Linked DNA regions of Mus musculus: all the other regions are linked to region 4. Evidence: chromatin loops called from intact Hi-C (ENCODE). Cell type or tissue: left cerebral cortex. All regions are shown on one strand. Region 1 overlaps Macrod2 (mono-ADP ribosylhydrolase 2). Region 2 overlaps Macrod2 (mono-ADP ribosylhydrolase 2). Region 3 overlaps Macrod2 (mono-ADP ribosylhydrolase 2). Region 4 holds the start of Flrt3 (fibronectin leucine rich transmembrane protein 3). Region 5 overlaps Macrod2 (mono-ADP ribosylhydrolase 2). Region 6 overlaps Macrod2 (mono-ADP ribosylhydrolase 2). Region 7 overlaps Macrod2 (mono-ADP ribosylhydrolase 2).

Region 1 (4,000 bases), 720 kb after region 4:
TCAGTAAGAATGCATTATTCCAGTTTCTTTTCTCTTGGCATCTCATCATTATTTTAAAATATTGACCATAAGTTCAATGATAATTGTTTAACATATTGACTTACATTTAGAAGACTCAATTGTCTGTCAAAAATCACTTTGACACTTGTCTTGGAGACATTAAATCAAACTATGCATCAACATTAAAAAATAATATGCAAAATTTAGTTTTGGCATTGCCAGAGTGTGAATGATGTCCGATATTGCCATATTTAGGCCAAACGTCATGTAGCATGCATGATAAGAGGAAAAGATGAGTATCTTCAAACAACAGGCAGTGCTTATAGCAACAGATGTCAGATATTTTGTGAGCATATTACCAAATACCAAGACTGTATTTGTCTTGGCATCTAGTTCCATTCTTCTCTTCTAAGTGTTTCTTCTGTTCTATTACCATTAACATAGTGGAGCAAATTTCTTTTGGATATGATAAGTCAATTATTTGCAAGATGCCCCAGTCACTGGTAGGGAAGATTAATGAAAAGTGTTATAAAAGTAATACCCATAAAAGATGTCACAATTAAAAAATGGGAATACTACTTCCCAGGGTTATAGGGAACAGTTAAACTTGGTTTAAAAAAATCAACATATAGAACATTACCAGTATGTTATATGAATAATCAGGTGTTGAATAATAGTGTTTGAAAGGAAGAGGTCAAGTGGCTATGCAAGCTCACAGTAACAGCAAAATTCCTTAAGCTTGATACCTATAGGCAGACACATAACTGGTTTCTCATGAAGGTTAATGATGGGTATATTTGGGAAGCATCATTTTAGTACCAAGTTGTTTTTTTTTTCCTGTGAGAGAATGTGCACTAAGGAACACATTGAATATTTTGTGTTGCACACGGGTATTTGTACAAAGGTTCATAAGAACCTGGGGTTGGTAGTTCTGAAAGATTTTCTAATAGAATTTCATATTACAGAGCCTCCAAGTTCTAGAGAGATACAGTTTAGAGGAAGTAAATTAAACCCTGTTGCGTAGCAGAGTTTAGACCTTCTTGAGATGTAGGCATGGTGAAGAATAAAGAGACAAATAAAGAATAAAGTTTTACAGCCCTGAGTCACACAGGCTTAGAAGGGATGGTAGAAAATGCTTTTTAAAATTGTCTATTTCTCACACTTTGGGATTCGAAATAGAATTCAAACAAGCATCTTCATTTCATTCTACAAATTATATGGAAGCTCCTGCATGGAACTATAGAGAAATAGTGTGCCTGGCTCTCTAGGACTGGAACCTTAGCTTGGACTAGGGCTTGGCTTCTTGGCTGTTCTCTTCCAGTGTTCCTTTTGTCTGTCTCTCTTGCTCTAGCTGCGTGTCATTCTGAAATGGAAGGACAGACCCCTTAGCATGCTAGGTCTTCCACATTTAAAGGATCTTCAAGGCTTGATGTTAGGTTGCTCTGGCTGTTTAAGCCTTCTTTTGGATATCTATGATATGACTTACCTCCATAGTGAGCTATATACTCTGAGGTCTGAGTTTGTTCTTGGCTCCCAGCTTAGGACCATGTACAGCTGTGGATAAGGAAATCTGTGTTCTCCTAAGCTTAAATCTACAAAGACAACAATTAACTGAGTGGCCACAATGAAACCAGCTCCAATGATGGTGGAACAATGATGATTGGAACACAGACGAGACATAATTGAGGTGACATATAAACAGAGACCTGAGATCTAAGTGTGAGTAGATAGTTTTTACTAGGAGGGAAAACCAAAGAGTATCCAGGAGAGGGAACAGCATGAACCCAAGCCTGGAAGTGAAAGGCTGCCATCTTCAGGAAGATTTCTCCTAAGGACATTACATAGGCTACATTAAAAACAGAGTAACCAGTGACTGTCCTCAGAGAATTTCTGAGGTCTGTAATGTTAAGCTATAGAGAATCAATTGCTTTGACATAGCACCCACCAAAAAAGTATCTGCCCAACTTTATCTAGATCTTTATTCTCAAAGCCCATGTAACATGTATCTGATCTGAAACATGTTTTAATGTATGACATTTATAGACCCATTGAAGATTCCTTTTGGTGCTTGTAAGCCAAACAAATGTTAACTTAACAGCCAAAAAAATCTTTAAGTTGGCAAGTTGTATGTTAGTAAAGATTGGATTTTTAGTCCCTTCAACATTCATGTGTTGGAGCTGTAATCCCCATAGTGATAGTATTTGCAGCTGGGGCCTTTGGGTGATAACAGGATCCCACAAGTTATGAGAGTAGGACTGACTCCCTTGATGGCTTTACTGCTACTGTAAGAAGAGCAAAGAAGGGACTGAAAGATATTTTCTCTTTACTATATCCACAGGGAGGGCCACATGGGCAGTGAGTGAGGCCTTGCTGAACTCTGAAGTTGATGGTAATTTAATTTAGGCTTTAAGTCTGGAGATGGATGGATCTCTCTCTCTCTCTCTCTCTCTCCCTCCCCCCCTCTCTCTCTCCCCCCTCTCTCCCCCCTCTCTCCCAACTCCCCCTCTCTCTCCCTCCCTCCCCCCCTCTCTCTCTCTGTGTGTGTGTGTCCAAAACAAGTCTATCCCTTTTATAGTCCTTGTTAGAGTTGTTTGGAAAGACTAATACATGCAATGATATCCATTCATGTCCTAAGAGTTTCCAGAATTTTTTTTGGCTTTGTGTGTGTGTGTGTGTGTGTGTGTGTGTGTGTGTGTGTGTGTGTGTGAAGTAATCTTAGTGTGTAGCTCAGTGTAGCCTTGAACTTACAATCTTTCTGCATTGATCTCTTCAGTGCTGGGACTACATGCCTGTACCCACCCTCTCGTTCTTCCAACAGCCATTGTATTAAGACTCATTACTTCATCATGTGGCTTCAGGGATAGTTTAGTAAGTGCTTCCACCACCATTATGAAGACCTGAGTATGATCCCCATCACCCAGGTAAAATTGCCTGGCATGGAGGCATATGGTCCTGATCTCAGTTCTGGCTAGGCAGAGGCAGGAGGATTGTTGGTGCTCATTGGCCAGTAAGTCTAGCCTAACTGACAAGCTCTTGGCCAATGAGACATTCTGTCTCCAAGGAAGTGGACAATGTTCCTGAGAATGACACCCGAGTTTGTCCTCTGACTTATACATACACACATACATATGTGCATGCTCACTGGCATACACATGTGGACTCATAAACATGCACATGCATACACAAATAAAATACTTAATCTTAGTCATACAGCATGCATTAAAAATGAAAGAAATCCCTGTAAACATGAAAGCAGACCACTGACCACAGAGCATAGTTAACCAGCCCAGACCACCACATTGCAGACTGTCATCATGGCTGCAATCTGTCACTGAACAGATGGCTTCCCAAGTATTCACCAGTAGAAGAAAGAAATGGATAGTTGGGAAGGTTTTCTTTGTTCTTCATCCCTGTGCTTTATAGGCAGATACATATTAGAAGCCTTTCAAAGAGTTGATTTACCAGGAACCTTCTCCAGATCAGAGTCTTGTAGAAACGAATGGGCATTCATTAGCAGAGATGACATGAGTCCCAGAGCCACTGTTAACATGTCTGCTCCCACTTAGAATAAAGAAAAAAAGCCCTGAGGTTGGAAATGACTTTTCCTTAATCCCCTAACAATACTGTTTGACTACATCTTTTGAGAGGGGGAAGAAAAAGGCTAAAGGAAGAAATTTTAAAAGATTCCCCACAGGTGGACTGGAGGGGGGCAGATTCTATTTCTTTGCTTTACCCATTACAGAGTTTTCTCTTTCCTGTAAAATATTAGGATTTGGTGTCTCTTATATGGCAATTGCTTTTTCCATTGTAAATGAACCCACAGAAAAGAATACACATTTGATAGTAATCTTCCCACCTGTGAATGGACATGTTACAAGCTGATGAAAATGACTGAGGAGTGTGTTTGTGTGTGTGTGTGTGTGTGTGTGTGTGTGTGTGTGTGTGTGAGAGAGAGAGAGAGAGAGAGAGAGAGAGAGATATCATGTCTTAAGGTCTACAT
Region 2 (4,000 bases), 1.4 Mb after region 4:
TTCTAAGCCAATAACTGAGAAATCGATTAGATTGCTTTGAGTTTTGAAGTCATTCAGGATTTCAGAATGTAACCAAAACAACCCCTCACCCAAGCATAAGCATTTTAAGAATAAAATTGAACCATAACATAGTGAAGGGAGCATCCTCTATGAACCTGTATGTCTTGCATCATTGGAGCCTCTCTAGCATAAACTGACTAGTGCAAGTCTTGGTGTGGAACCAGGGATAGATCCCTTCCAGAAGAATCAGAACAATTATTTTGGAGCTTCAGTTCCACCACATTTGCTGAGGGCACTCACTCACACATACTTGGCTGACCGTTTCCCAACTCTACTGCATTCTTTTTCCCACCTAGAAGTCACGATCCTACTGCCCCATAGCACAGAAGATTCTTTTTCCTATCTTGACTACTTGGGTGGTTGATTACTTAAATTCTTTTGGAATGATCAAAAATTTGTCCAAATAATAGTGAATTCTACTCTAGAAAATATTTGTATGCATGTCTTAGTCAACTCCTGATGCTGTAACGAATATCAGAGAGTAGGCTACCTGATCAACAGACAAATTTTTTTTTTAAAGATTTATTTATTTATTATATGTAAGTACACTGTAGCTGTCTTCAGACGCACCAGAAGAGGGCATCAGATCTCATTACGGGTGGTTGTGAGCCACCATGTGGTTGCTGGGATTTGAACTTCGGACCTTTGGAAGAGCAGTCGGGTGCTCTTACCCACTGAGCCATCTCACCAGCCCCAACAGACAAATTTTTGTCCATGTATTTTGGATGCTGGAAGTCCATGGTCAAAATGGCAGCAAATTCTTTTCCTGGCAGGTTCCTAATTCATCATTTCAATCTCATTGTGTCCTCAAATGGAGAAAAAGAGAGGAAGGGAGCTGACATCTCTGTGGCTCTTTTGGTGGAGATGAAAATCTCATCACTGTAACCCCAATATCAAGGCACATCTTAGCCGAATTACCTTAGTCCTACCTCCTAACACTGCGAGATTAAGGATCAGCACCCCTCACATGAACGTCCAGGAAGCACTGATGCAAAGCCAGCCAAGTCCCCAATTCTTGTTCATTGGTCATCCTGACCCACAGAGGGATTCCAAATATTGTCATTACCTTTTCACAACCAATGTCATAAACTATACAAAAGAAACAACCGCCTCCAGTTTCCCGAGATAGATAGTTATCTTTTTAAGGAAGCAAATAATTATTTAGTGTTAACCTTCAAGGTTGTTAATATTTCATTAAAGTTATCAGCATTCATCTCCAAGAATATGCTATAGGGACTTCCTCAAAAATATTTCAGAATAACTCATTCATATAATTCTGTTCTTTAAAGGATCATTTTATTTGGTTTACCATTCCAAAGATATGGATACTAAAAGTTTGCCCCTATGGACACCCACTAATTCCTTAATGGGTACTTCCTCTAAAAACTTAATATATTCAAGCACCAAAGAGAAGAATACTTGTGACTTTAAATATTACTAATGGGAGAGAAGTAAAAATAATTGTCATTTAATTATAGAAATGTGTACTTTGATGCACAAATGCATGATAGAGGATAATGACTACAGACTTGGAAAATATTCTTTGGCTGCTGGGGACATTAGACAATAATTTACATGTTTAATTGAGTTTCTGTGAAAGGCTCATTGTGCAATTACATGTTCACTTAGGTGCTCAAATAGATACTGAGTACCGGTGTTTCACTTGTACCTATTTGCCCAAATTGCAGCTGAAGAAAAAAATGGGTCCGTTTATTCATGTGTGGGACTCCACATGTGCTTGCATTTTTACCTTGTGCTACAAATGCCTCCCGCCTTAAGGTTGATGGCTTCGCCTTGCTCCGAGCACTATTGCAGTGCAGACTATTTATGGAACAATATTGCCCTCTGGCAGTGAGGCAGCCAGTGGTTTTAATAACTGTTTTATGTCATTTTGACAGCTTCTAAACTAGTCACACCCAGCAGTTTAAGCCAGAAGGGAGACATCAAGGAAAGCCTGCAGGAGTTTTATATTACAAACCTTGTATGCACGTTTATATTAGGAAAGTGCCACATCTCTTGCTGTAAAGGAAAGCTGCCTCCCCCAAGAGGGAGACTGAAGGGGTTTTTTTGCCTCGGTAAAGCTTCAGAAATGTGCAAATAATAATGCAAGTGTTGTGCTCACCGAACAAGCAGGGAACAGATCCCTGTCCCTCCGAGAAAGCCCTGTGATCCACAAAGATCCCCGTAAGCTGATCAAACCCGGCTTCCTGGAACTTACACTCAGACACTCGTGGAATCAAAAAGGACTGTGGGGTCGTTATCTGGCTGGTCCTTTGGATTGAGTTATCTTGAGGAGTGTCACGGCTTTGCAAAATGATCCAGAGCTGTTCAATGAAGCTAGAGAAATGAAGGACTTGGCCACAGGCCCCCCATTCTTGGAGGGCTTTCTCGGCTGCCACTCAATCATTCAGGCAAAGAGGTTGCCAAAGGAGAGCCAGGTGGGCTTTGCCAGCTGGGACTGGCTTTGGAGGGGGGGTGGGGATTCTGCTATGTTTAGTAGAGCAGCTTCCTGAACAGCTGAGACAGGCATAGCTCAGTAAGCACCCATCTTTCCAGCCCAGTGCTTGCTGCTAAAGCTTTTTCCGGATTGGCAAAAGCAGCCCACTTTGTGTAAACCACTGTAGTGGTAAAACCAGGCCTTGCTCAAGTGACAACAAGCATCTTCTCACCCTGCAGTGGGACCAATCATCCTCACAGGAGAGTGCAGGGAGAGGGGGGTAGGAAGGCTTCTGGGCTGGAAGGGATGAAAACACAAATAGGCATGAAAGGAGCCTATAATCTCAGCCCTCAGGAAGGAATAAAAAGGGGATCTGAGTATGACCAGGCTAGCTCTTAGCCAAAATGGAGAAACTCGAGATTCAGTTAGAGAGCATACTTGTAAATAAGGAAGGCATCTGTGTTAACTTTGCCACCCCCCCCCCCATACAGGCATACACAGGTGCATACACCTGTGCGTACATATACGTACCACAAATGCATGCACACACAAACAAGGATAGCAAGAACATTACTGGAAAAAAATGAAAGGGAAATAACTGCTAAATATAGAAAGATGAATCTAAATGGATCCTAAAAAGAAATTATACTGAAATAATCAAACATCTATAACAACTAAATTTATTACTTGTAATTATTAGGTAAAAATTGAACTTTTATGACATGCTCTTTCCGAAATAAGTCAAATTGTTACTCAGAAACATCATCAATGCAAAAAAGGGAAGAGTTTATCTCGGTAGATAATTAAGGTAATTATTTTATTTGCATAAGAAATAAACACAAATAGCTCCAATTAGCTGATCAGTTGAGGGGAGAAAGGCAAGGAGGCCTATTTTAGCCAACCCAGGAATATGCATCATAAAAATAGATCCACACTTTCTTTTCTTACAAGCCATGAGAGCCTCAACCATGACACTAAACAAAAAATGAAAGAAATATGGAGACAAGTTTAGAGCAAGAGAGTATTGGGTGCCTGTTTCAAAGATGATCCAACTAAAGCTGGAGTGCCACCACAGAGAGCCTGTCCCAGTCATATGCAATCACTCCACAGTCGGTCTTCCCAAACAATTTAGTTTCCAATTGTTTCCAAAGAAATAGCACTTAGAAGAGAAGTACCTCATGTTCTCTTCTGTCCTTGTTAGGGTTTCCTGCTATGAATAGACACCATGACCAAGGCAACGCTTATAAAGACAACATTTAATTGGGGCTGTTTATACAGGTTCAGAAGTTCAATCCTGCTATGAATAGACACTATGACCAAGGCAACGCTTATAAAGACAACATTTAATTGGGGCTGTTTATACAGGTTCAGAAGTTCAGTCAATTGTCATCAAGACAGGAGCATGACAGTGTCCAGGCAGGCATGGTGCAGGAGGAGCTGAGAGTTCTTCATCTTTATCTGAAGACCAGTAAGAGAAGGCTGGCTCTGTTGGTCTCAGGAACC
Region 3 (4,000 bases), 340 kb after region 4:
GACTATCTCGAGATAATATCAGGGAATTTTTGCACTTTATAGATAAGAAAACCAAGCCTCAAAGGTCTAAACAGTTTTCCTAGTACTACAAACAGTAATGATGTCCAAGGAATTCAGCTACCTATTCTATTTGACTCTAGAACCTGTGATTGATTGATTGATTGATTGATTGATTTGCTCAAAACCTCCATAAGGTCAAATGAATAACAAATGGCACCTAAAATAATTCGGAGAAGTCCCACATGGACAGCATCAGGATTTCAAGTAGGTGAGAAGTTCTGCTGAGCCCAGTGGAATAGAGAAACACAGCAACATGCTGGCTCTAAGAGGAAGACTGTTAGCTGCCTGCGTTATCCCTCCTGATGTTAATGCCTGTATCACCGTATCCCTACCTGCCGGTCTTAGCAGTACTTGGCACATGACAGATGCCTTCAGTTCTTGGTTTTGTAAAGGATAACCACAAGAGGTAGTAAAAGACTAACTTGATGAATAAAGCCTTACTGATCTCCATGACTAGATGGATGAATGGGTTGGAAGGAGGAAAGGACTATCTATGTAAGGCTTCAAGAGCACTGTCCTTTCCTAAACTGCAGTATGGACGAAGAGAGATGAGGCAGAGAAGACTTCAGAGATTCAGGAAGTGGCTCTTTAAAAGCAGAGTGCGCCATGCCTTGACTTACTACTGTGTTTCTTAATATGTACATCAAAGGACTAGACAAGATTCATAATAATTGTCTTTTTTTCCTATTTCCATCTAGTTCTATATTTTCACTTTCTAGGCAATGTCTAATTGTCCTATTGATCTTATGTCATTTAAGTCTCCTGGATTTGCCATTATATCAAGTTATTTTTACTGAATTTCAATCACATTGGGATTTTTATACCCTAAAATTAGTATATTGGATATTTTTCTGTCTTTCTCAAACATGTACCCATCTTTTGACTTTTGTTTTCTCACAGAAACTTTTTTTGAGATGGAGTCATCAGATTCTCCAGAACGTCCTAGCTAAACATTATTTTAAAAAACAGGTAAACACACAAACAAAAAAATTAAGAAAAGCCAACCCAGAGTCCTTTTATACAGGGCAAAAGTTAAAGCAAGCTATGAACTCTGTTTGCCTTTGCTTTCCAGTTTGAGGCCTTAAGAGCTGGGAGCCTGCCTAATATACTTTGTCCCTACTGATGGTACAGTGACTTGCCAAAAGGCATTCACACTGTGTTGTGGTTTTCCAGAACTTACAATAGGCAAAACCTCAAAAGAACCCTTTTCACAGCACGTTATGATGTTTAGAAATTCTTCACTACTAAGTAGCAGAGGTGTATTATTGTGTAAAGAATAAAATGTAGTCTGCCTAAACAGATCCAATTTCTAGCACTCTGAGCCTGGAAGTATACAGAGAGTTGGGGGGTTTCTCTGTCCCTTGCTGCCTGATGCCTGCATAACAGAGCTTAGTGTGAATTGTCCTGCTTTGCTCCTGTTTTACCTTCTGAAGCTCTGAGTCACTGAAGAATATTTTAAAACAACATCTGTGTTTCTAGACTTCGCTTTACTTGTAAACTTAAGAACACTGAAATATTTTTATTTTCTCTCTTTAAGCAAAAGGCTACATGGAACTAATCCTGTTTCATTGATGTGTCACAACCGGTCGAGTCTTCTCTTAATATTTCACTCCGTGAGGTGCCCTGTGGCATGGAAGATACTAATTACTACAGTGCTGCGCAGATGGCAGAGGGATGAAGTGTCTTCTTAGTGGGCTCTTTAAACAGTGGAACTGAGAAGGCAAGACTGCTCCTGTTTCACACTGACAGGGATGCTGGATTTAATAGGTTCCCCGGAGCTTCTCATCGCCTTATAACTCTTTCTGTGATGGCCAGTTTGGGGTCTGCTTATGTGACCTGAGTTTCAACTTGTTTGAACGCCTGTCAGGCTGCTCAGGAATTAAGGCTACTGGATTGTTTCTTTGTTGTTTTCATACTGAGAAAACAACAACAATCCTGCCAGGAAGCTTCTGACAGGGGCCAGGATTGTGATCTTCACTCGCAAAGCTGAGTGGGAGCAATACCTGAAGGAAGGGATCTAACTGCTTAGAGAAGATGGGTGTCTGGAATTCCTTATCATATTGTAAATCTGGGTTGCCTTGCCGCACAGGGACAGTGTCTAGATCTTGCCAACATTCATTCTCTGCAGTTGAAACTATTGTCATGTCAGGAGTGCTCTCTCCTCTTTTAGCTTATCTCATTGGTTAGAACTCATGTAGAGAGCAAAATGTCTCCTAAATACACACACACACACACACACACACACACACACACACACACAGTGTCTGCTACTGAAAGTAAAGAAACCCTGACATGTCTGAAGAAGACCAGAAGAATTGCATCCAGACTTGCCAGTCCACTCATTAAAATTCTTGCCAAGTGTATTATGCAGGGCTTCCTCATTTAGGCTGTAAATTACATTGCAAATTTTTCTAGGATGAGGAAGTTTGTATTTTTTTTTTTATTTCATAAGCCCACATGATACACACAGCTTTCCTCAAAAAAATTTTTTGAGGTGTTGGGGGTGTGTGCTGTGTTAAATATAGGGCTCCTTTCTGAAGGAAAGTGCACGTGGCTCATTTTAACTTCTCCTACAAGCATTTCAGATGAAGCAAGAAAGGTTCTTCTGTGGATGGAAGAAAATAGACATTTCCATAAGTGGCAGGTGTCTCTAAAGCAGTGCTTTGTCCTTTCCAAAATCTGTTCCAAGAACCTGAAGCATCAACAGAATTTTTCTTTACTGACCTAGAGAAACCACTCTCCCCTGCTGCTGCCACCTATTCTGGTCCTCTGCTTTTCTGTACCCTAATGTTCATGGGTCAGTATATGCATCAAAACCCTCTTATGCAGGAAACTCTGAGAGAACTGTCTGTGGCAGACAGTCAGCCAGCACTCTGAGGCAGAATCCTGGGTGTCAGAGGCCTAGGGAACAAATGAGTCTATTCTGAAGTTGGCTTGGTTGATGCCACAGAATGTGTGCTTCCGACCTGGCTACTGGGACTTGACTAATGGGGATACCAAAGTTGTTTTCCATTTCTGGGAGTGTGCCTCTCTTTGGTGCCAGCCTTGCAGCAGGGTACCTTTGAGAGTCTCTGAGGATGTTAATGGGCAGGGGTGGGGTAGTCTCCTCTGACATCCAACCAGCACCCATCTTGGCTTAGGGACATAGAGACTGGATTTCCACTGAATGTTTGATGATGACCATGTTTCTCCTATAGATTTCATTCTGCAAACTGATCCTTCCGTCCTTCCTTCCTTCCTTCCTTCCTTCCTTCCTTCCTTCCTTCCTTCCTTCCTTCCTCCCTCCCTCCCTCCCTCTCTCTCTCTTTCTTTCTCTCTCCTCTCTCTCTTTCTTTCTTTCTTTCTTTCTTTCTTTCTTTTTTACATTTAATTTTTTGAGAACCTTTTACACAAATACTTTATTTAAATAATTTCATCCTCCTTCCTTCCATAACCTCCTATGTTCTCCTTTGCAAATGTATGGTCTCTTCTTTAATTATTATTACAAATATAGGCATATATGTTAATAGTGCTTATATGTATGTGTGGCCAGGAGTGATCACCTGGGATTAGACATTCTACATCCTAAGTGTGAGAGTCACCCTGAAGGAAGTGAATTTTCTTTCTCCTTGAATTATTTTTTCTTAAAAAGAATCATTTAAGCCTTGTAAATTAGAAATAATTTAAGGGAGCATTTGGTAATTCATGAGCACATAAGCAAGCACATGGGCACACAGTTACATACAAACATTACATGTGGCACTATTTGGTGTTCTCATACCAGTTTAGATATGTCTACATTCTTTAAATGTTAAAACTTAATATGGAATATGGTGCTTGCATTTTCTTTATAAAGTTTTTCTTCTGATATAATTCCTTGAATATTTAGAATTTTAGATCCGAAAAACATACAAGCATATATACTGGGATGGTTAATGTTACCAATGTGACAAGCTGTACA
Region 4 (4,000 bases):
GGGAGAATCTGCATTGCTTGTGCTTGCCTGTTTCAAACTGATAATTGTATTTTTCATCTGGAGGGACTGACTGTTCATTAGGGTCTTCTGTCCCTAGGCAGGAGCCTCTGAGTATAATTGGAGTTTCTATTTGATTGGGCAATATAGCCAGAGAAGAAACTGGGGTAAAGATAATTAATAGCTCACTAACAAAGTCTGACAGCCACAAGATTTCAACCAAATTTATTTCACACCGCTTCATTTAGCTCTGAAAAAGTTTTGATAGAATCGGAGGCTCCTTAATTAACACTTGAAAGCAAAAGAAACATAGCTTCTATTAGCTGCCACATTTAGTTATGACAAATTTCCTGTTTTGTTTTGTAATTTTTGTTTTAAAAAAAACACCTTTATTTGCTGTTATCTCATAAACATCAGATTCAGGAATTGTTTAATTGGGCATTTTGAACCTAACCAGAATCGATTTTCAAAAGGGTATGCAGAGAAAAAAAAAGAGCCCAATTAATAACTGATTGATGCCACTATTAGAATACCCTATTAATGAATTCACTGTGTTTATTCATTTGCTAATATAGTTTCTCACCCTTGGGAGTTTTCTAGTAAAACAATAAACTGGTATTTCTTGTTCTTTAGTTGAACACATGTAATGACATTTTTAACCCTTTTCCTCATTTTAGGCTGATAAGTATATATATATATGCATACACATATACGTGAAGCTAAGTGATAACCAGCCTTTGCACAGTCATACCATTATGCTTGTTGATATTTGTAGTGATAATAATATGTTATGGCACTTTAAAAGAATTACCTTCTTTGCTCATTTCCAAAGAGATGGGTGTCAGTCACCTGTCACTCTGAGTCAAGCCTAAGTGATCGTAGCCTGGGAGCTGACAGGTTCATCCTTCTGTTTATACTGGTTAGGGTATTCTTACACAGTTAAGGATGAATAAAGGAATAGCCACAGCTGAAGCACTTTTCATGGCTTTGACCATGTTGTTTCATCCCAATAACACAGCAAATATGTGCATTTTGAAGCATAGATTTATTGAGAACAATCAAAATAATTATTAAAAACCATTTGATTTTGTAATTTGGAAAACACCAACATTTTCCATCTCCTTTTCATTCTAAATAAGTAATAAACCCGCTCCCAATGTTGAGAAAAGATGGGCCTGTTGCACTCTTTACCTTTATGCAACCATTTTGTTTCAGACATAATTTACTGAAAAACATTTTTTTTAATTAGATACACTTAAATACCTTTTGGAAGCTTTGTGGTCTAACGCATTTGTATCAATACAATATTTTTCACTGTGTGTTGCAAGTGAAGGGACACTCTGCCTTTGCCATTTGATGAGGCTTCCCTCCCCTGTTCCCCTCACTGCATACATCAAGCACGGCTTCCAGGGTGAGCTTTGTTAGTTTTTCTGAGTGGACTACCCAGTTACTATGCTAGTCACATTCTACACTCGCCCAAGCGATAGGCTTTGACAGTCTCCTGGACTGGGAATATGGTTTGGCCCGGAGATTCTGAGTTGGATTTACTAGTTGAGATTCCCGAGCCCGGAATGCCTGAAGGAGCTGGGGCCGGATAAGCAGTGCAAGCTTTCAAATCTAGGTGTAGCTGTTAATCCTCTACAGAGGCATCCCAGTCTCCCAGCGCAGCTTTGCTGGCGGCGAGCAAGATGTATGCTTTTCATGTACTGCGTACTCATGGGCTGAGGGGTTATTGATTTCTTTCACAGTTATAGAAACAGCGATAGGTGATCATACCACACATACAGTACACACCAAGTTAGCGACCTTTCGCTTTTGTAGCCGAGAAAAATCTGCCTCTCCTATCTCAAACACTCAACTTTCCAACTGCAGTTTTCCGTGAAGCTCTGCGCGGATAGAAATTGCTTGAAACAGAGAGGAGCTATTTATTATTTTTAAAAATGATTTAAGTCTGTAAGAAACTTATAACATTCGGCTATTTTGTAAGACTTTCCCTAGAGCTGGCTTGCACGCACATCTTTGACCCGTCCTGCTGACAGAGCAAACGTGGCTACTTGGATCCCTCATGGAACCAAGCTAGTCATTTCCTTCTAGAGAGTAAGAGCAAGCGAAGTTTCTGGGACAATTATGAGAAAAAGCATGGAAAACACTTACCAGGAAGACGAGGAAAAAGCAATCCTTTATACCCTGCTGCTACAGCTGTAATTCCATTGCCTGTGAGTTGAAGTAAAAACCCTCCCCCGTCTCCGGAGCGCGGCATCCAGTGCACACAAAGCCACGGCAGCTGCAGCCTGAGCGGTCCTGCTTCAGATCACTCCTGCGCTGAGGACTGCGCGCGAGAGCATCCAGTTGACTGCGCGCAGCCCACCTCCAAGTCTGAAGTTTAAAGCTTCACCTCGCAGTGGTTGAGGAAGGGGGTGATGTCATAGGTGGGCAGGACTTAGCCCAGCTCTTGTTCAGTGAGGTAACTGGATAATCAGACAGATGAGCTTTGCCAACGCTAGAGGGGGTGAGAGAAGCCGAAATGAGCCTTTCAGTTTGCCAAAGCTGAGATGCCATTTGGTTTGTAGGCAGCAACTCTGGAATCTCCGCGCTCCCTAAAGTTTACTACTGCAAGGTAGTGATAGCACACTCAGAAAAACACAAGCACGCTAGGAGAATATTTATAAGATCACAATAGAGAAACAGGTGTCTGATGCTCAAGCCATCTGTACCAAAAATAAGTTAACAAAAGTCAGATTATTTTTATTACATTAAAATCGTAACTGTGGAGAACAGAGGATGGCAATCCCAACTAATATTGATTTGGCAAATGAGAAAGCAGGGTCAAATGGTGATTTACTTAGGAGAAGGGAGAAAATGGAAGAACAGTGAAAAATATTGAAGAAAGCAGTCTTATTGGGAAGTAGAAAGGTTTTTTTTTCCACATGCATTTTCACATAATGAAGACTGTTTTATGTACTACTAGAGAGACCACCTACATGTGTGCATAAGGGTATACCTCTACTTCAGAACTAGGAAGATACAATCACTCATATTTATCAGTCTTCCCTAAAATTAAAAGGGTTGAGCCTAACTACATTCTTTTTTATTATTATTATTATGGTTTTTGCTGCCACGAGCATGGCTGCAGTCATCAATATCTTAAAATATCTGTTAGAAATGGTTCTTCCAGGTTTAAATCATTTTAATTTGCGTACATGAATAAATAGTGACAGTTGCAAGACACTAAGATTTCTCTGCCTAATTAACAGGATTCCAAGACTTTAATTTCCAGGTATAATTTTATCATCAGTTTTCTGTTATTTGGACTTGTAAGTTTTCTCCTAAGTAAGTGAATTTAAGTGACGAATCTTGTTTCTATATTTACCCAAATAGCAATCTCCTTTCCCTTCTTTCTTTGCTTGATTCTAACAAGCTCATGACTTTATCCTTTCTAGGAAATGGTCTGTTTGTCTCTGAAGGCTAGTTGTCTGTCTTAGGAGTACATGGCTATTCTCTCCGTTAGCTTCACGTGGTTCCTAACTTGAGTTTGGCAGCTGTTTGACCTTTAGAACTCCCCTCTGAGAATGGGTGCTCTCAGGAGTGGAAGGTGACCCCTCGATAAGAGATGTTCCGACACCTATTGTTCTATGCTTGCTCTCTTGCTGACTTCTGAGGAATGGCCCACTGAATGAAAGTAGGACTTTAGCATGTTAACATCTATTGAAAAGCCAATTTCTCAGAAGTCTTCAGTAGTGCAGGTTAAACTGAGAGGTGGCCGTAGATTTTTGATGGAAAAAGTAGGTGTAACTGATAACCTCTCAGGAAAGGATAGGAGTGATTTCAGTTACTGAAAATCAAACACCTGGATTAAATTATTGTTTGAAATAATTCTTTCTAGAAACCATTTTCAGATGAGAGTTGATTCTATTTTAAAAGGAAAAATTTGCCTGACCAAATTCCTGTGGGCTTATATCCATATTTAATCAGATCTGTCTCCATTCAGCTGCCTGAAAGCCTT
Region 5 (4,000 bases), 730 kb after region 4:
CACTGATTGCCTTTTTGATATTTAATTTTGAATTCTTTATATATTCTGGATGTTAATCTCCTGTCAGATGAATAGCCAGCAAAGATTTTCAGTCTTTCTGTGGACTGCCTCTTCACAAATATCTCTGCTTACCCTATTCGAGTCATTGGATACAAGGAAAAGCAGTGACGTTGACCATTTAACCACAGGTAACATTCATGTGAAACATCACATTTTAGAAAACAAAATATATTAAATATCATGTTTTATAATGTACACACTATGTGTTGTTTAACACAGATTTCTATGCACATAATACATAGAATTGCACACTTGTATATAGCCTCTTATATACAGGTGTTTTTGTGCTTGTTTTATGATCTATAACATTTAAAGATGGTTTTGACTTTTGTTTCTAACAAGTGTTAAAGCCTGAAACCTTTCCTAGGCTTGTACTCTTATCCTGGCATTTTATGAAAACATTTACCTTCTGACCTCTACCCTCCCTAACCTGCTTTCTGCTTGGTGACCTTAAAAACAAACACATATGAAATGAATTATATTTAAGCTTTGGAGCAATATTTCTTTTTAGGAAGTCACAAAAAGATGCAATTCTATTTTTCAAAAAAGTAATTTCGTTTGAGAAAGCAGAACTGACATGTAAGCAGTTGGTGGTTAGAGAAAGAAAACATCATTTGTTGTCAAGATCCTCTCATTCACAACAGGTGGGTTTGCAAAGACACGGTAGGACAGCTGCTGGAGTGGGAAAGCTTTCATTTCCATTTTTAAAAACCTTCAAGTAATACATGATTCTTAAGGATTCATAGTTTCTTGAACATGCAACATGCCTTCCTCCATGAGTGATTGTTCCCCACTCCTTCCTCCATGATTGCTTCCAACAGAGTTTTCAGCCAGAACTGTGACCCTGGGAATAAGGCAACACAGTGTGTACCCTAGCAATGTATCCCTCTGACAGTGCTTCCTGGAATTGTGGTTTTATTGACTTAAGACCTGTTTATTCAACTTAAGGAGAGAATGGAAACTTTGTAGACATTGTTTGTTTGTTTGTTTGTTTGTTTTAAGACAGGGTTTTTCTGTGCAACTCCAATGGTCCTGGAACTCACTCTGTAGACCAGCCTAGCTTCAAACTCAGAAATCCATCTGCCTCTGCCTCTGCCTCCTGAGTTCTGGGAATAAAGGCGTGGGCCACCACTGCCCAGCTAACATTCTTACATCCAGGCTCCCAAGCACTTGAGTTAAATTCATCTCAGTTTTTCTGCCACTGAAATGAGATATTTGTTTTTATTTTTTATGGAGATTTTGCTTTTTGAATTGTAGAAGTGGAGAAGTGTAGGAGAGCAGAGGTCAATAGGTAACAAATGAGCACGAACAAATACATTCTGCTTATTCTTGGGATTTAATCCTATCCCCTTATTTCTTAGTTCTGTGACACTTTGGTATGTTGCTTCACTGTATTATCTACCTAGCAGTGTCTTGATTGGTGATATCACCATGCCCTTAGAATCAAGATTGCATACAGTAATCCTTGGTTCAAAGTAGGTTGATGCTGGGATTTATGGTTATTGTTTTCATTGTTACATTCTCTTTATCGGCATCTGAAAATATCACCAGGATAAGGAAGAATGCCTGCATGGACCTCAATAACTTATGGGGTATTTTGTCAAGCAGTGTGTCTACTGCTTCTATTTTGTTTTTGTTTAGTACACTGTGCATTTCCTTTCCTCCATCTCCCTCTCTTTTTCTTTTAGATAGCATCTTGCAATGTATCATACTTGTCTGGCATTCATGACTTTCTTAAGTGCTAGTTTCACAGGTATGCTTCACTGCGCCTGGCTTTCCTATTCATTGCCTATTTATGTGATACAATACCTCAGTATTCTTGCTCTGTGTCTATTGACAGCTTTTCTGGCCATGCTTCATTTTGCTGTCATTGTTCTAGATACTAGAAGAAGCCCTTACAACTACAATTTATCCTGAGCACTCTAATTTGGAGCTTCAATGGTTCTATCAATTAATTGTGTTGGGTGTCTTTTCTCATAGTGACCACATTAATTCTATTTATATTTGAGCCCATGAAATTCTACGAAAGACAATTGAGATGATATATTTTTCCACGCAAAATATTTGCACAGGTCCTCACATTCCTGAGGGAAACAATTCTTTGTTGTTTTTCTGTCTCTTCTATGTTCATCAATATTGGTCATGCAAACCAAATGCCGATACCAAACACCTACTTCAGACCACACAGCTAGTGAGCAGGAGAACTCATAGCCCAGAGTTCTCTGTGTCGCAGTGGAGTTTAGCAAGGAAGGTAGCTGCATAGGTAAGTGGTCAGTCAACTGCTGCTCTGCCTGTGAGTCACGTTCATCTCAGAGCCTTCTTTGCCCATGAAGTCACACCACTCATTCATTTACATATTATCTATGGCTGTTTGAATCCTAGAACAGGAGAATTGACTAGTTGTGACAGACACCATCTGGTTCACAAAGTCTAAAATATTTATGATCTTGCCCTTCACACTGAAAGCTTGCTGGCATCTGGTGTAAATCACACTGAGATTTTACAAAGCAGAAGTGTTGAATTCTAGGAAGGTCCTAGTGAGGACTTCTATGGCCAGTCTCCTGCCCACTTTAATGCAGGTGAATAGAACACTGGCTTCACAAATCCAAGAGTCCCTCAGGAAGGAAGACCGAAACACACTGTAGGGAGAGAAGACTTTAATTACCTAGCTATCTACTGTTAAAGCAGCTGGGCAGGATGTAGATGTTCTTATTAGTCACTTTAAAAGAGTTACTGGTAGAGTTTAACATGGAAGATGGGGAAAGCTGGAGAGAGCAGAGCAAGTTGCAAGTTTTCTTTACCTGGTTATACAAAAAAAAAAAAAAAAAAAGAAAGAAAGAAAGAAAGAAAGAAAGAAAGAAAGAAAAAAAAAGACTGTGAACAAAATGGACTAAGTCATTTGTAGGGGCAGAGACTGTGAAATAAATGGCAGAATTCACAATGCTAAGGTGGGGATTAGGGAAAGCAGCTGAACAAAGAGAATGAATTTTAAGGAAAGCTTAGTGCAAAATGCTATGAGCCCAAATGACTGGGTATTTGCATAAATGTGTGCACAGTTGCCTGCTAAATGTGCACCAAAAAGTCAGATGTTGACCTACTTTTCTTGGAAAAATTGGAAAAGTACATCATTTAGAAAAATTGACCAGTCATTTAAATTAAATATTTCAACCCCCCCCCCCCTAAAGACCTTAGTGTGAACAATACATTCAACAAAAGCAAACTCATTCTGTGCAGAGAAATTTGCAAGATTGGGGAACTGAGGCAGGGCCTCTGGCTGTGTCAACACATTGGCTGAGCAAGGGAAGAAATTGTATGGACAGCATACCAGGGACATATGACTTGCTCAGCATTATATTGGTGTGTAATAAATAGTCATTCTGAACTCCAAGAATGGCAAAATGGCATTTTAGTGGCCTTAGGCAACGAGTGAATCTTCTAACCAATGCCATCTCAGTTTCTTCCAGAGAGTAAACCCTGTGCTCAGGGTTTGTCATGCTCATCCCCCTGAGTAGCAGTGGCCAGAGGGACCAGAAAGGACTTCAGATCTGTAGGTTGTTCCACGTGAACAAATGAGATAGGTATGCGTTTTTTCCTTCTTGCTTCCCCTACTCACGACCTAGCTAACTTTTGCCAAGGGCTTGTTGAGTGTCCTGTACTATAAGTTTCGATACTAACCTGAGTAAAGTCTTATATAAGAAAGAAGAGACCAAAATTAAATTACCCTTCAGTTTGATAAATTACGTTGAACACATGAGGCTGCGGTCAGGATGATTACTGGGACAAGCTGAGAGAAGATAATGAAGACTTAGGGTAAAGACCTAAGTTATAGGAACAGACTCCATCATCCTCACAGTACGTTTCTTCCGTCTGATAAGCTATTTTTTCCCATATCAACATAAAACATACAACAATGCAGTAGTATCTTTTTGCCAGTGATCCA
Region 6 (4,000 bases), 1.6 Mb after region 4:
GTGAGAGACATTACATCAGGGGACTAAGACAAAGAGTGATATAGCAGGACGCCTGGAATCCTCTTCTAGCTCTGACCACCTTCATGGGTACCCTTATCTGCACATCCATGTACAGATTTACTACATATCACACACACACACACACCTGTGCATACAAGTAGGACTATATACAAGTACCTACAATATACACAAAAGTGTCAACACTTAGTAAGAAATAACAGAAAAACATACCATATATATTACTCAACTATTATCAGTTACTTTCATCAATAATAATGCCAAAAGTTCTCCTGACTTCTAGTTACTTACAAGAAGGTTTTTGGTTTTGGTTTTGGTTTTTCTCATGCTCATGGGAACCTGAGTCTGCAGGTTGTAGGTTGGTCACCTGATCAACTAGATTGGCTAGGATCGGCTAGGTGGTTCCATTTTGAGATGTGAATTCCTTAATCTTGTCCTCACTCTACTCTGGGTCGAAGGCTGTTCTACCTACTTCTTGTCCTCCGTCAACCAGCACCTGACAAAGCGTCTTCTTCCCCATGGCAGACGGTGGAAGCACAAGACACATGTCCAGCTCTGCAGCACATTGAAGTACTGCTGGTCTTATCCACTTGTCTTTAATTGTCCAGGTCAAGCAGCTAAGTCCAACGTCAGGGACGTGAGCTTCCTACTCTCCGACGGAGGACACTGACAAACAGTTATACCGTAGACCAAGAATTTAATCTGTGAACTGCTGTATCTGAACTGATTTGCTTGTGTCTAAAATTCCGGAGACCAGAGTAAGAAAAGGTAACAGCGTGCCAGCGATCAGTACACGTCAGCCCGCTGGCCCAGCAGTAGCCAGGGACTTACCCTGATTGATTTCCCTTCCCTATTTCCGTTTCTATGCATAGCTGTGGAAAGAAGTAAAAATATCAAGATAACACCTTCAGGCCATAATGCTGGGATTCCGCCTTGCCATCTCTCTCAATAGAGAATTAAACACGCACAGAATTCCTGTCACAGCCCAGCGGTGACAGATCCCTTCTTTGAGAATGAATTTATTCTGCAGGCAAAAACTCTCATATTATTCATGTAAACTTCATGGAATGTGTTCTTGCAAATAGCACATGCTTAATAAATATGGTTTAAAAGATAGATGGTCAGAAATAATACTAAAAACACCGGGAAGGAGACAACAGAAAAATTCTTGCTGGTTATTCTGCTTTTTAGGGTGGGAAAATAAAACGCCACATCACACACTACACAAAAGCCATGGAAGTGTATTATCACAAGTGGATAGATGTTCCTACATGTGCAGTAGCTGGGAAACTCTAGCTTCTGTGGGACATTTATTTTTCAGCTAACAAAATAGCCCAGTGCTTCCCTGTAGGTAGGTATTGCTTCACATTTATTGTAACCCTTTTAAAGTCCCTTCTAGAAACCACAAGTTTATATGCCCTACCCCACTTAACTTTTTATTCTTTATATGTTTCCTGTGAAGATAGACAGATTGAGCTGCTCCTTACCAAACACTTATTGGTAACCGGGTAATGAGAGTCCGTGTGGTGTCTTCCTCTCCCTCCACCTCCACCCCACGCATACACCGGCAGAGGCCCACTTTTTCAGTAAGAACTCACTCGGTGGAAGCATTTAAAATGGATGGAAAGATAGAACGCAGCCAGAATGTCCTTCTAAAAGACAGTGAAATGCATGCTAATCTAATTGCCCAAGAGTGCACGGTGGGCTTTGAGAGCAAGTCTTCTGCATTGGCGCCCCCTGCTGGATTTGAGCGTGAATTGTCTCTGAAATTGAAAACGTACCTTTACAGCTGAGGGCATGCTACTCAAGTGGCAAACCCAGCCTACTTCTAGAATACCTTTCTTCCAAGATAAACATGCGAAGTGATTCCTAAGCTGGCTTCCCAAGAGCAGAAATACTCACGTAGAAAATTACAGCTGAAACTCAAAATAGGGAAGAAAAACGTGCCCCTGGGATGTTTGTTAGGGAGATCTATGACCTGCATGGGAAGGCAGAGGAAATCCTGGGTGAGCTGCTGAGTAAACCCCTGTATAAGAGCACTGCATCTGGGCATCTGAATGTGAATTTCTTTTTAACTGCCAGAAACAGTTCCTTACATTCCTAAGACTTGTTTCCTTCTCTGACTGTATTCTCCAGTTAAGGATCCTCTCTGTCTCTGTCGTAGTCACACTAGAAGGGACATAGGAACCAGACTAATTTTAAAGGCAGCCTGTCACCTACAGACTTCAGACCTTTTGTGAAATCTACATTATGAAGTCTGTCTGTTCGAGGAAAGCTGGCAGATCTTCTCCTGCTTGTTCAGTCCATTTGGTAGGGAGGAAGGGAAGAAATAATTGGCTAAATTTTTGGCACGTGTTCTCGAACCAGCTTGGCCTTATTAAGGGAACAAGAACAACCGTGATGGCTATTTCCTCCCAAGAACAAAAATCAGTGCTGTCATCCTCATGAAGATTCTCAACAGCAGGTGCTGTGTGGTGCTGTTAAATATGTCACTTACTGCAGTGGATTTAAAGACACACCGAGAAGTCCCTAGCTTCTCATATTCAAAATTGCTCTGTTCTCCGCAAGCTGAACAAACGGAGTAGATCCTGTACATACTCAGGTATTAATTGACTGCAGTCTTGTTCACAGTGGATGCTGTCCGGTGGATTGCTTTCAGAGTATCTTGGTAATGGGTCTCTCCAAGTTCTAGGGTTGTTGTTTTATCTCTGCTAGTCAAGCCCCCCTCCCCGCCCTCGGGGAGGATTCTCATACGTCTGCTTTTGCATGAAGAACAGGTAGCAAAACAGCCCATGCCTACCTTCCCAGCACTCAGGAGATACAATCGTGAAAACTGCAAGGTCAAGGCCAGACTGGACACAGAGTGAAACCCTGTCTCAAAGCTCAAATCAAACCAAACCAGAAAAGAATGAGCAGCACCAAGGGGTGGCACTGAAAACACAGTAAGATCATAAGTGTTGGTAACTTAGGCCTACTTGTGGGCCAGGGATGGAGAGGGCACGGCAGTCTTTCTGCTCTGGGACATTGGCTAAGGTGGCAACTCTGCATCCTACAAGCAGCTGGGATGGACTAGAAGATGCAACACTGTCTCCCTAATGGGTCTTGCTTCCTCACAGCTTGGTCCCATGGCCCTCTCTGTCCAGGGTAGTCTAGTCTGAACTGCATTGCAGTTATGGCTCCCTTTCCCAAAGGAGAAAGCAAGAACTGTCACTCTGAGGCAGCTCAGAAGGCTCAAGACATCATTTCTACCTTAACCCCTTGGTCAAACAAGTAACAAGACATATTGTGTCCACACAGAAGGGAGTTAGCTGCTGCTCCTGGACAAAAGGCCTTATGATCATTTGTACTTCATATTGCTAGCTTCTTATTTTCAGTCCTCTGTATATAACTACATTTTATATTCCATTCCTGTATCTTCAGATAAGGTAATGATCTACATTGCTCTTTTCACAAAAGTGTTTTTGGAGATCTCCCCAAAATTAATTATAAAATCAGGCCTTTACTTGCCCTTGGGAGTACATTTTCTCTGCCCATGAATTCACAAATTTTAAGACAAAAAAATAATTAGTTGCAAGTAGCCAGCCTCCAATGCAGCCGCCCATTTAGTTATGTTTTTCAGAGTTCTACAGTTGATCAGCGTAATGAATTCAGGACAAAAAAAAAAATTACGCATTGATGTGTTAGACCACCATATACAAGATAAATGAAAATAAAATTTTTGAAAGCACATATCTAACGAAAACATAAAAGGCATAGAAAATCAGCCAAGCTCCTTACACTGAGAATGTCACTTGATTCAGAGCCGGAAAGAAGATTGAAGTAAAACGTGTTTGGCATCTTTGGAGATGGCCAGCAAAAGGAGAAATGCTTCCAGCACCAGAGTGAATATTATTTACTTCAGTGTTGTTTTTACCTCTAGCAAATCCTGGGAGAAGAGACGAGTACAAATGCACCTCTTTATGTGGGGGGCCTCTTCTATTTC
Region 7 (4,000 bases), 1.6 Mb after region 4:
CGTAATTTATACTAAACCAAAATGACAGCTGATTTTTAAAGACAGCTTGATAGGGAAAAAATTGTGAGGCCTTAGAGATGTGGAAGAGAGTCGTAATCGCCCTGAAAAAAAATCACAGAATGTATTCTGTTGTCCGTTTTGCTGAGGCAGAGCCCAGGGGATAACAATAGGATATATTCCTATTTGCGACAGAAAGAGAACAGATATTGGAACCAACTGTCTCAAACCATCAGTCAAAATGTACAACTCTGACAAGGTCACCAAAGGAAAAAATAGAAATCTAACAAGGAATATCTGCAAGTAGCAGAACCATACAAAAATGACTGTCGCCTGCATGCTTCACTTGGTTAAAGATTGTATGTCAAGTGTCACATTACTTATTTTTAGTGTGTGTGTGATATGTATGTGTGTATAGATGTGGTAGGGGTACATATATACACGTACATATACATGGAGGCACATATACACATGTGCATACAGATGGAGGCACATGTACACATGTACATACACATGGAGACACATGTATACATGTACATACAGATGGAGGCACATGTACACATATACATACACATGGAGACACATGTACACGTGTACATATACATGGAGACACATGTACGTACAGATAGAGGCACCTCTTCTCCCATTCTTCTCCTTACCTTGTGAGACAACATCTCTAACTGAAGGTATAGCTTGCAGACTGACTAGATTGACTGACCATTGACGCCGTAAAGGCTCTCCCATCTCTGCCTCTCAACCCAGGGATTACAGAGATGCACAACCACACCCAGCTTTTTACTATGAAGGTGCTTGGTTTCCAAGCTCAAATCCTCATGCTTACACCACGAGTGCTTTAACATTTAACACATGACTCCACCCCCAACCCCCCATCTTCTCCTTAGCTCCTTACTAAGTTTTCTTTCTTGGCATCTATTCACTCTTCCTACTAAAATATACCTATGAGTTATTTCATGGTTATGTTAACCAATCTGTCACCCTTTTGTTTTCAAGCACCCTGCCTCTGGTTTCTCAGGCTACTGCTGGGGTAGAATGCAAAGTGATATAATATGGTGATCAATCAGAGCATGCAACAGTGTCTACTCCATGCTTGCTGTGGAAGACCTGATCTGCTGCTGAACTGGCAATGTTACTTCCCCACCAGTAAAACAAAACAGTTACAGCTGTATGATAAAGTTGTAACAACTGTTGAGGGAGAATTTTCCCATAGACGTTGTTATCATCTCTCTTGCGTATTTCATTTAAGTGCTTACCAAAGCTACTGATTCTGTCCCTGGAATATCTCTCTGTCACCTCTCCTCTGACAGATTTTAATCAAATCCAGTGGAGCTGTAGTCAGCTGCCTTTTCTCCCCACCTTGTTCAATGCATACTCTGCATAGCTATCCTGTGAAAGAGAATCCTTCCCTTGCTCCTTGCTACCCTCCCACCAAAGGATGTGAAGTTCCATCTAAATGGCAACTTATTCACCTGACCTTACTCCTGCCTGATTCACGTCCTCTGTGGTCCGTCTTCCAACTGTGCTGAATTTCTGTCCATCTGCAAGCATATATGATCTTAAGGTTTTGTTCCCTACAGCCATGGAATACTCCCTCTGTCCACCCCCCACGACCTTCCTCCTCTAGTCTGAATCTCTCTCACTTAGGGCCCTGTGTGGCACTTGCTATCTGTATCCCAACCCCACAGACTCCTCTCAAATCTTCAAAAATGTCAAAGTATTCCCATATGAAGCCTCTCTCAGGTGTTCTTTACTCCACCTGGATCATGATCCGTCCCTTTTGGTCTTATTAAGTTTTACTGATCAGTTTTAGGATCCTCAGCTTAAACACCACGTCTCTGGGGAAGCCCTCAGATGATCTTGCAAAGAGTCAATTAGCAGTCTTCATTTCTCGTCATCAGCACTTAGCATGATTGGGACTAGTGTGTTTGTGTAGTTAGTCAGTTTAAAAGGTCCTTTGATCAGATCTACCTAAAGCACACTCTCAGGCTAGAATTCAGAGACAAGCACTGATCCCAGGATGCTCCAGGAGGGAGAGAGTGCATTGAGATTGGGGAAGGAAAGGAATACAAAATAGGTGCAAAGACCTTGTGGGGACAGCTGGCTCCCAGTCCTCTGGTAGACACTGGAACAAAACATGCACGCATCTTCAAGGTGCATGCATGCTTGGCTATGGTTCTTCACTGAACTACTACTATCCCATAGACTAGGCTGCCTATAGGTATTGAATTGCTACCATACCCCAGTTCAAGATCGGCAAGAAGACGAGGTTCCCTTAGAGTTCAGGGACAAAACAGAACAAAACCTCCTGCCTCACTTTCATAGCGAGAAGTCACTGGTGTCCACAGAAATTAGAAGAGAGAAACAAGGGAAAGACAGCTTGAGAGACAATACCCATCTGGACTCTCAGCTCTGTGCTCCTCCCCTCACCAGCTGTAATTCAAGCAATTCTAAAAGCTGGAAATATAGTGTGACTCACAAATGCATATGTCATTTTTACGTTTTGAAAAGCCATTTTAAAAACTAAAGAAATCATAGACATACCTCCTTAATCCTAGCCTTGGGATGGCTCAGGCAGGAGGATTATAAGTCTGAGGGCACCTGACTGAAATTCATTTCTACTTTGTAGAATTCAAATGTCATCTAAATGTGTGCATCTAAAATGTCACTGCAACACATTGTCCTCAGTATCTGGTGTGTATTTTATATTTACAGGACATCTCAGTTTGGACTAGCACATTTCAAATGTCAAATAGCTGTGTGTGGCCAGTGGCTGTCACAGTGTTAACAGAGACATTATGGTAGAGACTAGATGCTCAGGAAATTTTGCTCAAGGACAAATGGTTTTGCAGGGTGAACCAATACCTCCACTGAGGTTTCACTGGCTGCTCATGACTGGAACTGGCTGCTCACCCGATGAGCATGTACTGCCATCCTTCCTTCATCCAGCATACTGTTTGGCAATCATAGCAGAGGTTCTGGGCCACTCACGTGTCTCCTCAGTAGGCTTCTGGAAGAGTTTTTCTACCCTGATCAGTCTTGAGTCCAGAATTCCCAACACAGTCTCTGAAAAGCAGAAGCTCCGAGATGTTTCGCTCAAAGGTTTTAAACATATCTCAAGCAAGAGTAATACAATTAAGACTTTTTAAGCAAAATTTTGAGGAAAAGAGGAATTTTACATATTAATCTTATTTTAGAAAACAACCTTTTCTAGTAAATAATTCTATATTCTCAAGTGACTACCCAACTCATGGCTACAAAGCTTCAGAAGGTGAAGAGGGAGCAATCTAGTCATGAACTTGAGCTGGCTGCCTGTGGCCATATTTGATGAATGAAAACCGCAGCATAGCGTAGCTTCTATTTTTACTAGTTAAATACAAGAAACCCAGTGGTTCTCACGGTGTGGTGCCCCACCGCTAACAACCTTGGACTATCGCCTGGGAAGATTTAGATGCTCAAAGGTCCAGATCCCACCCCTAGAGCTGCTAAAGCAGAATTGAGCAATGTGCCCTGTCAGATGCCTGCCCGAGGCTTCCGGGCCAGGGTGATATTTGAGAACCTCATGCCTAGATCCAGTAAGTTCTAAGTGTTTTCTACTGAAAGACATTGTGAGCCTAAAGGAAAGACCGATTCCTATGCCCTAATTATACACAAACTCAGCTTTGGCTGTTTCTGCCTAAAGCTGTATAGTTTCACTGATTGCAAATTATAGATGCTTTCCATATCCCCAGGTTCTGAAGCTTCAAATTCCACTAAAGAGAGAAATGATATCTCTACTGAACAGATTTGGACACTTTCCTTGTTATCATTAGTCTCTAAACTAAACAGTACAACAATTCACATAGCCTTCATGTTGTATTGGGTGGTAACGTCATTGAGAGTTGTTGAACCCATACAGGATGGCTGATCCGGTTATGTAAAAACACACATATGAAGATATAAGCATCTGTGAAATTTGATACTCAAGTTGTCATGGTACCAATCCCAT

Evidence for each region. Peaks named below come from ENCODE experiments on the same cell type or tissue, not always from the same donor. Only the 100,000 strongest peaks of a DNase experiment are listed, where the experiment ranks them.
Region 1: a loop joins it to region 4, with 6 times the contacts of the local background. A loop is called at or near these places in 7 of 42 quality-filtered maps.
Region 2: it touches region 4 in a loop (6-fold over the local background); 5 of 42 quality-filtered maps call a loop at or near these places.
Region 3: it touches region 4 in a loop (5-fold over the local background); 2 of 42 quality-filtered maps call a loop at or near these places.
Region 5: a loop joins it to region 4, with 2.5 times the contacts of the local background. A loop is called at or near these places in 7 of 42 quality-filtered maps.
Region 6: it touches region 4 in a loop (7-fold over the local background); 13 of 42 quality-filtered maps call a loop at or near these places.
Region 7: it touches region 4 in a loop (9-fold over the local background); 13 of 42 quality-filtered maps call a loop at or near these places.

Annotation. Positions count from the first base shown.
Region 1 is chr2:141,393,201-141,397,200 of GRCm38, forward strand. The region is part of intron 5 of Macrod2 (mono-ADP ribosylhydrolase 2); the gene reads left to right. Among named protein-coding and RNA genes, the nearest start is that of Gm25583, 250 kb to the right of the region's middle. In left cerebral cortex, a CTCF peak has its summit at 1,803; a DNase peak (open chromatin) is centred at 1,798.
Region 2 is chr2:142,056,153-142,060,152 of GRCm38, forward strand. The region is part of intron 8 of Macrod2 (mono-ADP ribosylhydrolase 2); the gene reads left to right. Among named protein-coding and RNA genes, the nearest start is that of Gm25583, 420 kb to the left of the region's middle. In left cerebral cortex, a CTCF peak has its summit at 1,934; DNase peaks (open chromatin) are centred at 2,227 and 2,520.
Region 3 is chr2:141,006,158-141,010,157 of GRCm38, forward strand. All of the region lies in intron 4 of Macrod2 (mono-ADP ribosylhydrolase 2), which reads left to right. Among named protein-coding and RNA genes, the nearest start is that of Flrt3, 340 kb to the left of the region's middle. In left cerebral cortex, no CTCF peak of the experiment used is centred here; DNase peaks (open chromatin) are centred at 1,510, 1,713 and 2,548; H3K27ac peaks cover 273 bases.
Region 4 is chr2:140,669,095-140,673,094 of GRCm38, forward strand. The region is part of intron 3 of Macrod2 (mono-ADP ribosylhydrolase 2); the gene reads left to right. It overlaps Flrt3 (fibronectin leucine rich transmembrane protein 3), which reads right to left and starts at 2,382. Exons shown (of 3, transcript NM_178382.4): 1 at 2,152-2,382. In left cerebral cortex, CTCF peaks have their summits at 1,626 and 2,500; DNase peaks (open chromatin) are centred at 926, 1,532 and 2,445; H3K4me3 peaks cover 2,640 bases; H3K27ac peaks cover 2,369 bases.
Region 5 is chr2:141,403,496-141,407,495 of GRCm38, forward strand. The region is part of intron 5 of Macrod2 (mono-ADP ribosylhydrolase 2); the gene reads left to right. Among named protein-coding and RNA genes, the nearest start is that of Gm25583, 230 kb to the right of the region's middle. In left cerebral cortex, no CTCF peak of the experiment used is centred here; no DNase peak of the experiment used is centred here.
Region 6 is chr2:142,252,375-142,256,374 of GRCm38, forward strand. All of the region lies in intron 11 of Macrod2 (mono-ADP ribosylhydrolase 2), which reads left to right. Among named protein-coding and RNA genes, the nearest start is that of Gm25583, 610 kb to the left of the region's middle. In left cerebral cortex, a CTCF peak has its summit at 1,759 (motif pointing left); DNase peaks (open chromatin) are centred at 1,744 and 2,378; H3K4me3 peaks cover 283 bases; H3K27ac peaks cover 943 bases.
Region 7 is chr2:142,241,261-142,245,260 of GRCm38, forward strand. The region is part of intron 11 of Macrod2 (mono-ADP ribosylhydrolase 2); the gene reads left to right. Among named protein-coding and RNA genes, the nearest start is that of Gm25583, 600 kb to the left of the region's middle. In left cerebral cortex, no CTCF peak of the experiment used is centred here; DNase peaks (open chromatin) are centred at 2,138, 2,468, 2,713 and 2,966.